2 separate regions of the Homo sapiens genome follow, and region 2 is linked to region 1. Evidence: read pairs that join two places in POLR2A ChIA-PET (ENCODE). Cell type or tissue: OCI-LY7. All regions are shown on one strand.

Region 1 (8,000 bases):
ATCTTTACCCTGGAATGAAGTTCAGGGACTAATTCTGGGCATGCTTGTGTGTTTGGCTTTGGTTTATCTAAATGTCAAAATGAACTATCTAAAATAAACAACACAGGAACCTTGCAGTAATGGGGCAAATAACTAAATAGCTGAAGCAACAGTATTCCTTTCCCAGAACACAAACTTCTCAAGACAAATACAACTGGGATTTCAGAGTATCACAAATTCTGTTATGAAATATATGAAAAACAGAGTATCTTAATCTAACATAATTGTCCCTATAAAATTTAGTGTAAACTCAAATTTCTAAATTTAAGTATATAAATCAAGCAAGAGTCCTCTATTTTCCCAATCTTATGGTGAAATCTTTTTTTTTTTTTTTTTTTTTGAGATGGAGTTTCACTTTTGTTGCCCAGGCTGAAGTGCAATGGCATGATCTGGGCTCACTGCAACCTCCGCCTCCCAGGTTCAAACGATTCTCCTGCCTCAGCCTCCCAAGTAGCTGGGATTATAGGCATGCGCCACCATGCCCGGCTAATTTTGTATTTTTAGTAGAGACAGGGTTTCTCCATGTTGGTCAGGCTGGTCTCAACCTCCCAACCTCAGGTGATCCACCTGCCTCGGCCTCCCAAAGTGCTGGGATTACAAGCATGAGCCACCTCGCCCAGCCCATGGTGAAATCTTTTGTAAAGCAAATAATCCTTTCAAAAATAAAATATTCATCCCTTAATTTACATATTTCTGTATCTAGAATACAACAGATTAAATTATCATTTTGCTGAGCATTCTCATGATGTCAGAGAAAGATCATAGTAGGAAAGAGATCAAAATCTTCATAAGGTACCTACCTGCTCAGGATGTTCTCAAATTTGATGTTGTGTTGGGGATCCCTGAGACCCACAGAATTCAGCACAAAGTCGTACTCAAGGCTATAATGCTTTTTTTGTTGTTGTTCTTGTTGTTGTTTTTTGAGACGGAGTCTCGCTCTGTTGCCCAGGCTGGAGTGCAGTGGTGCCATCTTGGCTCACTGCAACCTCCACCTCCCTAGGTCAAGCAATTCCCCTGCCTCAGCCCCCCAGATTGCTGGGATCACACGTGCATGCCATCAAGCCTGGCTATTTTTTTTTTGTATTTTTAGTAGAGATGGGGATTCACCACGTGGGCCAGACTGGTCTCGAACTCCTGACCTCAGGCAATCCACCCACCTCATCTGGGTGTAATCCCAAAGTGTTGGGATTACAGGCGTGAGCCACCGCACCCAGCCTCAAGGCTATAATATATTACAGCAAAATAATACAAACCAAACTCAGCAACAGGAAAAGACATGAATCAAAGTCAGGAGAAAACCAGGTGTAAACTTCCATCAGTTCCGTGGAGTTACATAGGGTGCATTTAATTCCTCTAGCAGTGAATTGTGACAAAACGTGTGAAATGTTGTTTAACCAAGGAAGCTCATTAGAGACTCAGTGTCCAAAGTTTTTATTGGGTCATGGGTCACAGAGGCATACTTAGCCTAGCAGGTATCCAAATTCCCAGAAGAAAGGGAGGCATTCAATATAAAGCATATTTCCACACTGTTTGCACAAACACTTTAGGCATAGTAAACCACTCATATCGGTTTGGGGATGGTGGGAACACTCCCAAAATCTAAATTCCTAAATGCCAGCTAAGGGCCAAGTTGCAAGCAGGCCATTCTAAAGATAGCAGTCTCAGGTCTGTTATTTTTTTATTATTTATTTATTTATTTATTTATTTATTTATTTATTTATTTGAGATGGAGTTTCGCTCTTGTTGACCAGGCTGGAGTGTAACAGCGCAATCTTGGCTCACTGCAACCTCCACCTCCCGGTTTCAAGCGATTCTCCTGCCTCAGCCTCCTGAGTAACCGAGATTACAGGCATGTGCCACCATGCCCGGCTAATTCTGTATTTTTAGTAGAGACAGGGTTTCTCCATGTTGGTCAGGCTGGTCTCGAACTCCCGACCTCGCCTGCCTTGGCCTCCCAAAGTGCTGGGATTACAGGTGTGAGCTGCCACCCCCACCCCAGGCCTGCTATTTTAACTCTTTTCTGTACACCTAAAGAGAAAGACAAGCAAAAGCTGATTAAAACAAAAAATACACACACACACACACACACACACACACACACACACACCAATTCTAAACTGACAAAATAATCCAAGCTTTCCCAAACAGCAATAAGATATATTGTTCTCTCCTAATTCAGAGCCAACAGCTAAACCACAGAAAAGCACATAAGCCACGCTTAAACCTCTAAGAGGCTTATATATCCTGGAGTCTACACAAAAATCAGTCATTAAAGAGGCCGGGCGCGGTGGCTCATGCCTGTAATCTCAGCACTTTGGGAGGCCGAGGCAGGCGGATCATGGGGTCAGGAGATCGAGACCATCCTGGCTAACATGTCGAAACCCCGTCTCTAATAAAAATACAAAAAATTAGCCAGGCATGGTGGCACGTGCCTGTAGTTCCAGCTACTCGGGAAGCTGATGCAGGAGAACTGCTTGAACCCGGGAGGAGGAGGCTGCAGTGAGCCAAGACCAAGTCATTGCACTCCAGCCTGGGCGACAGAGCAACACTTTTTTTTTTTTATTTTTTATTTTTATTTTTTTTTTGAGACGGAGTCTCCTTCTGTCGCCCAGGCTGGAGTGCAGTGGCACAATCTCGGCTCACTGCAAGCTCCGCCTCCCGGGTTCACGCCATTCTCCTGCCTCAGCCTCCCGAGTAGCTGGGACTACGCCAGCCACCATGCCCGGCTAATTTTTTTTGTATTTGTAGAAGAGACGGGGTTTCACCATGTTAGCCAGGATGGTCTTGATATCCTGACCTCATGATCCGCCCGCCTCGGCCTCCCAAAGTGCTGGGATTAGAGGCTTGAGCCACCGCGCCTGGCCAACACTCTGTCTCAAAAAAAAAAGTCAAATACTTATTATTAGGTGTGGGTTATGTGCCCGGCAGTATTCTAAACCAGGAAAAATGCTGGGAATAAGACAGTGCCCACCTACCCTTAAGGTGTTATATTCTAATGGTGTAAATATAAGTCATAAACCCATAAACAAATAAATAAGAATTCCATGAGATGGTTTTGGATGACTCTATTTTTTCAACCCATGTTGCAATGGGTGGCCATCCTCATTACCTACTCTTAAAAGAGGACTAAATTTTGAATATCCTAGAAACATTCTTAACCTACATAATTTTCTATAACCTGCCTGGAGAGCATCATAAAATAACAATTTTAAATATGGATCTTCCTAAGACTCCACATTCCCTTTCAAATTTTTATATTAAAAAAATACAAATATGTATAAGTGTACTTACTTACTAGAACATTATTTGTAATAGCAAACACTGGTAATCATTTCTCTCTTCTTGTGTATGTGAGACAGGGTCTTGCTCTGTCACCCAAGCTGGAGTGCAATGGTGCAATCACAGCTCACTGCAGCTTCAAACTCATGGGCTCAAGGGATCCTCCCAGCTCAGCCTCCCGAGTAGCTGGACTATAGGCACATGCCGCCATGCCTGTCTAGTATTTTAAAACACATTTTGTAGAGATGGGGTCTCGCCCTCTTGCACAAGCTAGTTCAAGGATTCCTCCCACCTCAGGCTCCCACAGTGTTGGGATTTACAGGCGTGAGCCACTGCACCCGGCCAGTAATCAGTTCTCTATAGATATATTTAGGTTGTCAAAATCATACTATACCCCAAAATAAAATACTATGCAGTCATGAAAAATTGTTTAGATGTGATTTGTTGACAGAGTCTCACAGCATCGCCCAGGCTCAAGGGTAGTGGCGAAATCTTGGATCACTGCAACCTCCACCTCCCAGGTTCAAGTGATTCTCCTTGCATCAGCCTCCCAAGTAGCTGGGATTACAGGCATCTGCCACCATGTCCAGCTAATTTTTTTGTATTTTTAATAGAGACAGGGTTTCACTATGTTGGCCAGGCTGGTCTCAAACTCTTGACCTCATGATCCGCCCACCTCGGCCTCCCAAAGTGCTGGGATTACAGGTGTGAGCCACCACATCCAGCCAATCTACAATCTATTTTTAGAGGGGAAAGACCGTATTAAACACCAGCATAATGTAACTGCATTTTTAAAAATTTATGGCTAGGTGCAGTGGTTCACACCTGTAATCCCAGCACTTTGGGAGGTCGCAGTGAGTGGATCCTGAGGTCGGGAGTTTGAGACCAGCCTGGCCAACGTGGTGAAACCCTGTCTCTACTAAAAATACACAAATTAGCAGGGCGTGGTAGGTACATGCCTGTGATCCCAGATACTCAGGAGGCTGAGGCGGAAGAATCACTTGAACCTGGGAGGTAGAGGCTCAGTGAGCTGAGATGGCACCACTGCACTCCAGCCTGAGCAACAGAGCAAGACTCTGTTTCAAAAAAAAAAAAATGTATGTGAGTGTGTGCACATGGGCACAAAAAGGGTCTACAGACTATATCCCCAAATGTGGTAGGATCATGAGTATTCATATACTCTTTGCTCTGTTACACTAATACTATATTGAAATGAATGCCCAATAGGCCCATCATTATGATTTACAGACTCAAAAACACAAGCGAACATAAAATTGTAGAGCTAAAAATTATTATGCATATCTAATGAAATAAAATTATTTCAACAATGTATAATTTTCTTTCTTTTTTTTTTGAGACGGAGTTTCGCTCTTGTTGCCCCAGCTGGAGTGCAATGGCGCAATCTTGGCTCACCACAACTTCTGCCTCCCAGGTTCAAGCATTCTCCTGCCTCAGCCTCCCAAGTAGCTGGGATTACAGGCATGCGCCACCATGCCCAGCTAATTTTGTGTTTTTAGTAGAGACAGGGTTTCTCCATGTTGTCAGGCTGGTCTTGAACTCCCAACCTCAGGGGATCCGCCCACCTCAGCCTCCCAAAGTGCCGGGATTACAGGCGTGAGCCACCACGCCCAGCCTGTGTTAATTTTCAAATTTCAAATTCTTTGTATAAAATTGTTTGTGGCCGGGCGCAGTGACTTATGCCTGTAATCCTAGCACTTTGGGAGGCCAAGATGGGCAGATCACGAGGTCGGGAGATCAAGACCATCCTGGCTAACACGGTGAAACCCCATCTCTACTAAAAATACAAAAAATTAGCCAGGTGTGTTGGCGGGCGCCTGTAGTCTCAGCTACTCGGGAGGCTGAGGCAGGAGAATGGCATGAACCTAGGAGGCGGAAGTTGCAGTGAGCCGAGATTGTGCCACTGCACTCCAGCCTGGGCGACAGAGCAAGACTCCCGTCTCAAAAAAAAAAAAAAAAAAAATTATGTTTGTAGGGCTAGGCATGGTGGCTTATGCCTGCAATTGCAACACTTTAGGAGGCCAAGGCGGGAGGATCACTTGAGCCCAGGAGTTTGAGACCAACCCTGGCAACATGGCAAAAGACAGGCAATAACAAATGCTGCAAGGGTCTGGAGAAAAGGGAACCCTTATACACTGTTGGTGGGAATGTAAATTAATAAAACTACTACAGAGAATGGTTTGGAGGTTCCTCAAAAAACTAAAAATAGGCCAGGTGCAGTGGCTCACCCCTGTAATCCCAGCACTTTGGGAGGCTGAGATGGTTGGACTGCTTGAGCCCAGGAGTTTGAGATCAGCTTGGGCAACATGGTGAAACCCTGTCTCTACAAAATATTAAAAAATTAGCCAGGCATGTTGGCACACATCTGTAGTCTCAGGTACTTGGGAAGCTGAGACAGGAGGATGGCTTGAGACTGGGAGGTTGAGGCTACAGTGAGCTGTGATCACCCAACTGCACTCCAGCCTGGGTGATGGGGGAGACTCTGTCTTAAATATATAAATAAATACAAATATAAATAAATAAATAAAAATGTTTGCATATCTTGTGGGACTCCTATACAAAAAAGCATCTGGATAGCATTTTCAAGTATATGGTGATGCAACATTGCCAGTATGTCACATATTTACTACACTTTAAAAAATGTCTAGGCCAGGTGTGTTGGCTCACACCCGTAATCCGAGCACTTTGGGAGGCCAAGGCAGGTGGATCACCTGATGTCGGGAGTTCGAGACCAGCCTGACCAATATGGTGAAACGCCACCTCTACTAAAAATACAAAATTAGCCAGGCATGGTGGCGCATGCCTGTAATCCCAGCTACTTGGGAGGCTGAGGCACGAGAATTGCTTGAACCCGGGAGGCGGAGGATGCAGTGAGCTCAGATCGTGCCATTGCACTTCAGCCTGGGAAACAAGGGTGAAACTCCATCTCAAAAAATAAATAAATAAGTTTCTAATTCACTGAGAAGATTATTTGGCTTTGTTATTAAAAATTAAAAAATGTAAGATACACTACTTCCAAATGTAGAGTTAAGTTCTAGAGAAAAAGAAGGGTAAATAAAACAATGGATCATTCCATCCAATATTACATAGAACATTTTAGTACATGTATAGTGTTCTAAAAATCACTAGTGACCTCCACAAAACATTTCAACACAAAAGTGTTCCACATGTAGAACACATCTAACTAAAGTCTTTAAAATTTTTGATGTAACTATATACACCAACACCAACACAAAAAACAAATTACATAATTTCTCTAGGTTTTGTTATTTTTTTAGAAATTTGTTGAATTAAACTATCTTTAACACTTCATCTCTCTCAATATCTACGGATTTCTTCACAAGCACATGTGCCCCAAATTATTTCAAAAATAAATTTTCTTATAAAAAAACAAATAAAATGAGGATACTTTCATCCATCTCTATTCTATGTTTCTAAGTTCAAATTCACTTAGAAAAACCTGCCCTGAGAATTATTTAGCAATAATTTAAAGCAGTAACCTACTTCTTTTATTTGAAAGGTTAAAATTTTGCTGAGCAAGGTTAAATATTGTAAATGACAAATAATCAAGACTAACAGAAAAGAAAGCGAGCAGAGAATAAAACTGTATCTCTTTCTTTAGGGCCATAAAGTTCTCAATGATATGCAGTTTTACGCCCCAGGGGATATTTGGAGATGTCTGGAGACATTTTTGGTTGTCACTACAACCGGTGGTAGTACCACTAACATTTGTCGGTAGTACCACTAACATTTGTACCACTATGTTATTAGTCGGTAGTACCACCAACATTTGTCAAGGATGCTGGCAAAATCTTACAATGCACATATGGCTCCTCCATATACACACACAGAAATTATCTGGAAAAAAAATTATCTGGTACAAGATGTCAATGAGCTAAAGGAGGAAAACCCTGCTCTGAAGGCAATTACAAGGTAATATATCTTCCAATTTAGTGGGCAAAGACCAATAGTCTCTACCAAAAATAAAAATAAAAATAAAACAATTAGCTGGGCATTGTGGCACATGCCTGTAATCCCAGCTACTTGGGAGGCTGATGCAGGAGAATCGCTTGAACCAGGGAGGTGGAGGTTGTAGTCAGCCGAGATCGCGCCACTGCACTCCAGCCTGGGTGACAGACCAAGACTCCGTCTTGAAAAAAAAAGAAGAAAGAAAGAGAGAAAGAGAGAGACAGAAAGAGAGAGAGAAAGAAAGGAAAGAAAGAGAGAGAGAGAAAGAGAGACAGAGGCAGAAAGTAAGTGTTGGTGAATATATAAAGAAATTGGAATCCTTGACCCTTGTACACTGTTGGTGGGAATGAAAAATGGTGCAGCCGCTATGGAAAACAATATGGAAGTTCCTCAAAAAATTAAAAATAGAACTACTACATGTTCTAGCAATTCTATTTCTGGGTATAAATAGAATACAGTTTTCCCACTGTATAAAAGAATTGTAAAAAATCTTGAAAAGCTATTTGTACACACACAGCCATTATATTAGTCAGCTTGGGCTACTGAATACCACAGACTAGATCGTATAAACCTATCTGAGCAGTCCAAGATCCAGGTGCTATCCATCAGTTCCTGGTGAGAGCTCTCTTCGTGGCTTACAGATGGCCATGTTGTTGCTGTGTCTTCCCACAGTGTAGAAAAAAGATCTGGTGTCT
Region 2 (8,000 bases), 1.3 Mb before region 1:
AACAAACCTGGAGGAATCACATTACTTGACTTCAAATTATACTACAGAGTCATAGTATCCAAATAGCATGGTACTAGCATAAAAACAGACACATAGACCAATGGAACAGAATAGGGAACCCAGAAATAGATCCATATATCTACAGTGAACTCATTTTCAACAAAGATGCCAAGAATATACATGGGGGAAAAGACAGTCTTTTCAATAAATGGTGCTGGGAAAACAGGATACCATATACAGAAGAACGTAACTAGACTCCTGTCTCTCACCATATACAAAAATCACATCAAAATGGATTAAAGACTTAAATCTAAGACTCAAACTATGAAACTACTAAAAGAAAACACTGGGGAAAATCTCCAGGACGTTGGTCTGGGCAAAGATTTATTGAATGACACCCCAAAAGTACAGACAACCAAAGCAAAAATGAACAAATGGGATCACATCAAGATAAAAAGCTCTGCACAGCAAAGAGAACAATCAACAAAGCAAAGCGACACCCCACAGAATGGGAGAAAATATGTGCATACTATCCATCAGACAAGAGATTAATAACAAGACTATATAAGGAGCTCAAAAAACTCAATAGGAAAAAATACAATAATCCAATTTAAACATGGACAAAGATCTGAATAGACATTTCTCAAAAGAAGACCTACACTTTGGGAGGCCAAGGTGGGTGGATCACGAGGGCAAGAGTTCAAGACCAGCCTGACCAACACAGTGAAACCCCGTCTCTACTAAAAATACAAAAATTAGCCTGGTGTGGTGGCACGCACCTGTAATCCCACCTACTCAGGAGGCTGAGGCAGGAGAATCACTTGAATCCGGGAGGCGGAGGTTGCAGTGAGCTGAGATCATACCACTGCACTTCAGCCTGGGTGACAGAGCAAGACTCCATCTCAAAAAAAAAAAAAAAAAAAAAAAGAAGAAGACCTACAAATGGCAAACAGGTATAGGAAAGGGTGGTCAACATAACTTATCATCAGAGAAAAGCAAATCAAAATACAGTAAGATATCATCTCACCCTAGTTAAAATGCTTTTATCCAAAAGACAGGCAATAACAAATGCTGGTGAAAATATGGAGAAAAGGGAACTCTCATATGCTGTTGGTGGGAATATAAATTAGTACAACCATTGTGTAGAACAGTTTGGAGGTTCCTCAAAAAACTAAAAATTGAATTACCATATGATTCAGCAATCCCACTGTTAATTATATACCTAAAAGAAAGGAAATCAATATATCAAAGAGATCTCTGCACTCCCATGTTTATTATAGCACTGTTCACAATAGCCAAGATTTGGAAGCAACCTAAGTGTCCATCAACAGATGAATACATAAAGAAAATGTGATACATATACACAGTGGAGTACTATTCAACCATACAAAAGAATAAGATCCAGTCATTTGCGACAACATGGATGGAACGGGATGACATCATGTTAAGTGAAATAAGCCAGGCACAGAAAGACAAACTTCACACCTTTTCACTGATTTGTAGAAGCTAAAAATTAAAACAGTTGAACTCATGGAGGTAGAGAATAGAATGATGCTGGGAAGGGTATGGGGTAGGGGGATGAATTGGAGATGGTTGATGGAAATAAAAATATAGTTAGAATGAATAAGATCAAGTATTCAATAGCACAAGATGAGTACAGTCAACAATAACTTATTGTACATTTTATAGTAACTGAAAGAGTATAATTGAAATGTTTATAACACAGAGAAAGGATAAATGCTTAAGGTGATAGATACCCAATTTACCCTGATGTGATTATTACACATTGCATGCCTATATTAAAATATCTCATGTACTCCATAAATGCATACACCTATGTACCCATAAAAATAAATAAATAAAATTATTTTTAAAAATACACATTCCTAGAGCAACCAAAGGTAGATCTCTTGATATCTTTTAAGATGTCCAAATTCACAACATCATAATGACACACAATTTCCTTCTTAAAATATGACCTTCCCTGGGTATGGTGGCTCACGCCTGTAATCCCAGCCACTCAGGAGGCTGAGGCAGGAGAATAGCTTGAACCCACAGTTGGAGGTTGCAGTGAGCTGAGATCGCACCACTGCACTCCAGCCTGGGTGACAGAGTGAGTGAAATTCCATCTCAAAAAAAAAAAAAAAGTGACCTTTGCATGAGCTTGTTCAGGAATACTTCACAAGTTTAAGAATTTTAATAAATACCATGAAACAGGCCAGGTGCAGTGGCTCACGCCTGTAATCCCAGCACTTTGGGAAGCCGAGGTCGGTGGATCACCTGAGGTCAGGAGTTCAAGACCAGCCTGGCTAACATGGCGAAGCCCTGTCTCTACTGAAAATACAAAAATTAGCCAGGCATGGTGGCGGGTGCCCGTAATCCCAGCTACTCAGGAGGCTGAGGCAGGAGAATTGCTTGAACCAGGGAGGCAGAGGTTTCAGTGAGCCAAGGTCGCACCGTTGCACTTCAGCCTGGGCAACAAGACCAAAACTCCATCTCAAAAGAATAAATAAGTAAATAAATACCATGAAACAATAGAAAAAAATTATGTTTATATGCTTTTTTCCCTGGAAGAAGTTCCATAACTTTTAAAATATTCCCAAAAGGGTCCATGTTCCATCAAAAGGTTATGACCAATTGAATTTAGTGGTGATTCAGATATATAATAGGAACAAGCCCAGAATATACCCATAAGGAAAAAAACATGGAGCCGGATTCATGAAACCTTGCCAGTGAATGAAACAGTATGACACTCCAAAACCTCCATTTTCTTATTTTCTTATGAAGAACTACACCTGTCTTAGACCTATCTTAGACAAAAATGGGGCAGCAGCTCAGCAGACAGTTATTTTTCCAGAAATCATGTCTGTACGCTTCTCCCCTTCTTCCATAAAAGAGTCCTCCCCATTGGCATTTGATCTAAGGTGAACAAGTCAGAACAGTTCCCTGAGACTTTTCAGGCTGAAGCTGAGAGAAATGATCCTCTTTTTTCTATTCGATCACTCTCCCAAGTAGCTGGGAATACAGGCGCCCGCCAACAAGCCCGGCTAATTTTTGTATTTTTAGTAGAGACGGGGTTTCACCATGTTGGCCAGGCTGGTCTTGAACTCCTGACCTCAGGTGAGCCACCCGCCTCGGCCTCCCAAAGTGCTGGGATTACAGGCATGAGCCACCACGCCTGGCCTTTTAATGTTTTTTGTTTTGTTTTGTTTTGTTTTTTAATTATCAAAGGAAAGCCTATGAGAATGGCACTACCACGGTTGGAAAGAATGTACATAAAAATGCACATAAGTCAGAATTTTGGCCAAAAATACAGAAGTCACATATGACTCATCATTTATATTTGGCACTAGGAGACATGACTTCAAATGTGCTGATAATGACAATGTTCTTTAGAAAAATTCAAAGATTACACACAATATTTTATGAATCTGCCAACAGATAGAAATCTTGATGAAACACATCAAATTTGTCCTTACAACTGCTTTTGAAAACATGACTGTTACAGACCACATGTTTGTGTCCCACAGAATTCATATGTTGAAACCTTAACCCCCAGTGGAGTGCTATTAGGAGGTGAGGACTTTAGGAAGTCGGTAGGTCATTTGGGTGAGGCTCTCATGATGCAATTAGTGCTCTTCTAAGAAGAGACTCAAAAGAGCTTGCTTCCTCTCTCTATTTCATACCCTATAAAGGTACCACAAGAAGATGACCATCTGCAAAACAGGAAACAGGCCTTCACCAGACACTGGATCTTGGACTTCCCAGCCTCCAGAACTATGAGAAATAAATCTCTGTTGTTTAAGCAACTAGCATATGGTAATTTGTTATGGCAGTCCAAACTGACTAAGGCGAGGTGGGCGAGTGGATCCCCTGAGGTCAGGAGTTCAAGACCATCTTGGCCAACACAGCAAAACCCTGTCTTTACTAAAAAGTACAAAACTAGACGGGCATGGTGGCAGGTGCCTATAATCCTAGCTACTTGGGAGGCTGAGGCAGGATAATTGCTAGAACCTGAGAGGCAGAGGTTGCAGTGACCCGAGATCATGCCACTGCACTCCAGCATGGTCAACAAGAATGAAACTCTGTCTCAAAAAAACTGAAAAATAGGCCAGGCGTGGTGGCTCATGCCTGTAATCCCAGCACTTTGGGAGGCCGAAGTGGGCAGATCACGAGGTCAGGAGATCGAGATCATCCTGGCTAATATGGTGAAAACCCGTCTCTACTAAAAATACAAAAAATTAGCTGGGTGCGGTGGCGTGCGCCTGTAGTCCCAGCTACTCGGGAGGCTGAGGTAGGAGAATGGCGTGAACCTGGGAGGCAGAGCTTGCAGTGAGCTGGGATTGTGCCACTGCACTCCAGTCTGGGCAACAGAGCGAGACGCTGTCTCAAAAAAAATAAATTAATTAAATAAATAAATAAATAAATAAATAAATAATGTTATGACGTAAGTATTTGATAAATCCTTTAAATTTTCTGCTATGGAATAGTAAATACAGAAAAGTACACAAGTCATACATATATAGCTCAGAAAATTTGCAGAGTGAATAGTAATTAGCACCCAGTTCAAGAAACTGAATATTGTATCTGTCTTAATTTTATTGCTCATACAATCATCTCAACCCATAACAGAAGACCCGGACGTGTGCGATAATAACTAAATTTGGTTGTCATTGATATTTTGCCAACTTTCAGTTTTACTTTACGTGTATTTTTCTATTTGTCATCATAAAGATATATTTGTCAAGAGAGGGGGATAGAACATATGTAATATCACTTAGCTCTCTTGATTGATGATGTCTAGATATTTAGTGGGTCTCCGTTGATTGGACTTTATCCTAAGCTCCACAAAGATTATGGCTGGTCCTGACCATGACTTCCACTTCAAAATGTCCTCTGCACATGGCTTCTTTAACTCTTCTGCACCTGGCAGATCTAGGTATAAAGAAGCTTTGCCTGCCCATCTGTTTCCCTCCCAGGCCCCAGTCTAAATTTGGTGCATGCTGTTATTCTATCACATAAGCCTGTATTCTTTTTTGTAGCACCTACCACAGTCCATAATTGCATATGTATTTGTGAGTTTCTGTGTTAATGTTTGTCTCCTCTGCCAGCTTAAAAGCTCCATGAGGTGAGGAAATTTGTCTCTTCTCTCATCATTTTATACCCAGCATTTAGCTCTTAGATGGTATTCAATAAATATTTATTAAATGAATGAGAAAATGAATAAACTATACATTGAGGGCTGGCTCATAGATCTATCTCCCTAGCCTCTGCTCACTCCTGACCGCCGCAACTCTATTAGTTGTCCAGCTGCATCATAAGGCATCTCCACCTGGATTCTCACAAACACGCCAAATTCAACATGTCCAAAGTGAAATTCAACATCATGCCCCCTACTAAAATTAATTCCTCCTCCTGCATCTCTAGCTCACAGAGTGTAAGTACCACCTGCACCAGTCTAAAACCAGGGAGTGGCCGGGTACGGTGGCTCACGCCTGTTATCCCACCACTTTGGAAGGCTGAGGCAGGTGGATCATGAGGTCAGGAGATCAAGACCATCCTGGCTAACATGGTGAAACCCCGTCTCTACTAAAAATACAAAAAAAATTAGCCAGATCTGGTGGCGGGCACCTGTAGTCCCAGCTACTTGGGAGGCTGAGGCAGGAGAATTGCTTTAACCCAGGAGGCGGAGGTTGCAGTGAGCTGAGATCGTGCCACTGCACTCCAGCCTGGGCGACAGAGCAAGACTCCATCTCCAAAAATAAATAAATAAATAAAACCAAGGAGTGACCTTCTCCTTCCCTCTATCTTCTAGTCTTCCAATAGTCCTCACCTTTCTGTCCTCTAGGTACCTTCCACTAATGCATCCCTCCAACTTATGTTCTTTGATTTACTGCAACAGCTGTTGAACCACTCCTCACATTGCTAGCAAAATAATCTTTCCAAAATGCAAATTTAATCAGGTCCCTCTTGTGCTTAAAACCTTCCAAAAAATTGGAAGGGTGGGAGTTAGTAGAAGTGAGCTGAATTCTTCATCTTCATAGTGGAGAGTCTGTAAATACTGTTCGGTTTGACAAATCAAGAAACAGGGAGATAAACATATTGAGAGTTATGGAGGTAAATGGAAACTGTTAAAAAAAAAATGGTAACCTCTGAAAAATAGAACTGTGGGACAGGGGACAAGGAGGAGGAAGACATTTAGTTTTCATTTTATAGCTTTCTGCAATGTAAGATTATAGGTTATATATTATAAATAATAATTTTAAGCAAATTTTTAAAATTATATATTTTATTAGCTTTCCCTTGCCCTTGGGATAAGCCCCAAATTCCTAGGAATAAAGAGTTTGTCTTAATAGAGGTGGTCTCATCTCTTATACTCTCTTGGACTTAACCTATTCTCCAGCCACCCTGAATTCACACATTGAACTCCTCAAAGGCACCGTGCTTGTGTTTTTGCACAAGTTAGTCTCTCTACCTGAAATGTAATTCCCCGCTTCGTCACTTGCCTAAGCCTCCCTTGTTCTTTAAGATTCAGCTGCTGTCATCTACAAATACTTTCCTGAGCCTCCCCAACTCCTTGCATGGTTAGGTGATGCCCCACCTTTGAGCCACAATAACTCCCTATGTATAGCTCTATTATAGACCTGAAAACCATGTGAAAAGCTTTGTGTCTCCCATAGCCTGGGAGCTTCTTGAGGACAGGATCTATATCTAATTCCTGTGACAAGTGCAGTGCCTGGCATGGAATGGATACTTAATAAAAGCTGATGAATAAACAAAGAAACAATAAGCTTACCTCTTACATCTATTCATCTCTAAAATGAAGGAGTTACAAGCAAAGGAATAGTTTCTTTGAAGTGATTCTACATTAAAAAGCTGACAATACAACTGAAAAAAAAATGGGCAGAGGATATGAGTAGACAGTTCACAGAAAAAAAAAAGACTCTTATGAGAAATGAAAAGATGATGAATCTGATTCATAAAAATGAAACACAAATCAACTCAATGATAAAATATCATTTCAAACTATCAAACTGGCAAAGATCAAACATGTTAACACTGTGCTAATGAGAATAAATAGGGTAAAAGGCTCTCTCATACGTGACTGATGGGACTGTATATCAATATAACCTCTGTGCAAAGCAAATTGGCAATATTTCTAAAAATTAAAAATGCAAGTACTCCTTCTCAAAGCTATTCTATTTCCCACAAGTTTGAAAAGCTGTGTATTGCTTTTCAGGGCCAGATTGGAATTCCAGTCCACAATAGTCTTTCACCTCTGAACTTGAATTGTATATCATTTAATTAGAGCTTAGTATATACTACCTTTATGACGAGTTATTTCCCCAACCAAGTAGTAAATTGCTAAGGTCAAAACTCTGTCAAATCTCTTTCTGTCCTTCTCAGTCCCCATCACTAGACTGAACACATGTGTGGCCAGTTTGTGTCCTTTTCATAGGACACAAGCAGGAAATCCCCAAGCCATTCTAGAAGCTAATGTGTTATCCCAGGGCCCCCAGAGAAGATCAATGTTGCTGGAGGTGCCACTGTCAGAATCAAAGACAGACTGAAAGGATGAAGATCCAGGCCCAGTACATCTACTTTGGTCTTATGATAACATTTCATTATTAGAAAATTTTAAATATAAGTATACTTTGAATTTTTAAACGTGACTTTTTTTTTTTTTGAGACAGAGTCTCGCTCTGTTGCCCAGGCTGGAGTGCAGTGGCGCCATCTCGGCTCACTGCAACCTCCGCCTCCCAGGTTCAAGCGATTCTCCTGCCTCAGCCTCCCAAGTAGCTGGGATTACAGGCACGCACCATCACGCCCAGCTAATTTTTGTATTTTTAGTAGAGACAGGGTTTCACCATGTTGGCCTCCATCTCCTGACCTCGTGATCTGCCCGCCTCAGCCTCCCAAAGTACTGGGATTACAGGCATGAGGCACCACACCCAGCCTAAAATATTATTTTACAACTACAAAAACCAATCTCCTCTACA

What was found. Peaks named below come from ENCODE experiments on the same cell type or tissue, not always from the same donor. Only the 100,000 strongest peaks of a DNase experiment are listed, where the experiment ranks them.
Region 2: POLR2A ChIA-PET joins it to region 1 with 31 read pairs; 2 of 35 experiments call an interaction of 5 or more read pairs at or near these places.

Annotation. Positions count from the first base shown.
Region 1 is chr2:202,443,071-202,451,070 of GRCh38, reverse strand. The region is part of intron 1 of BMPR2 (bone morphogenetic protein receptor type 2); the gene reads right to left. Among named protein-coding and RNA genes, the nearest start is that of BMPR2, 71 kb to the right of the region's middle. In OCI-LY7, no CTCF peak of the experiment used is centred here; no DNase peak of the experiment used is centred here.
Region 2 is chr2:203,747,500-203,755,499 of GRCh38, reverse strand. No RefSeq gene overlaps it. Among named protein-coding and RNA genes, the nearest start is that of CD28, 45 kb to the right of the region's middle. In OCI-LY7, no CTCF peak of the experiment used is centred here; a DNase peak (open chromatin) is centred at 4,959; H3K4me3 peaks cover 365 bases.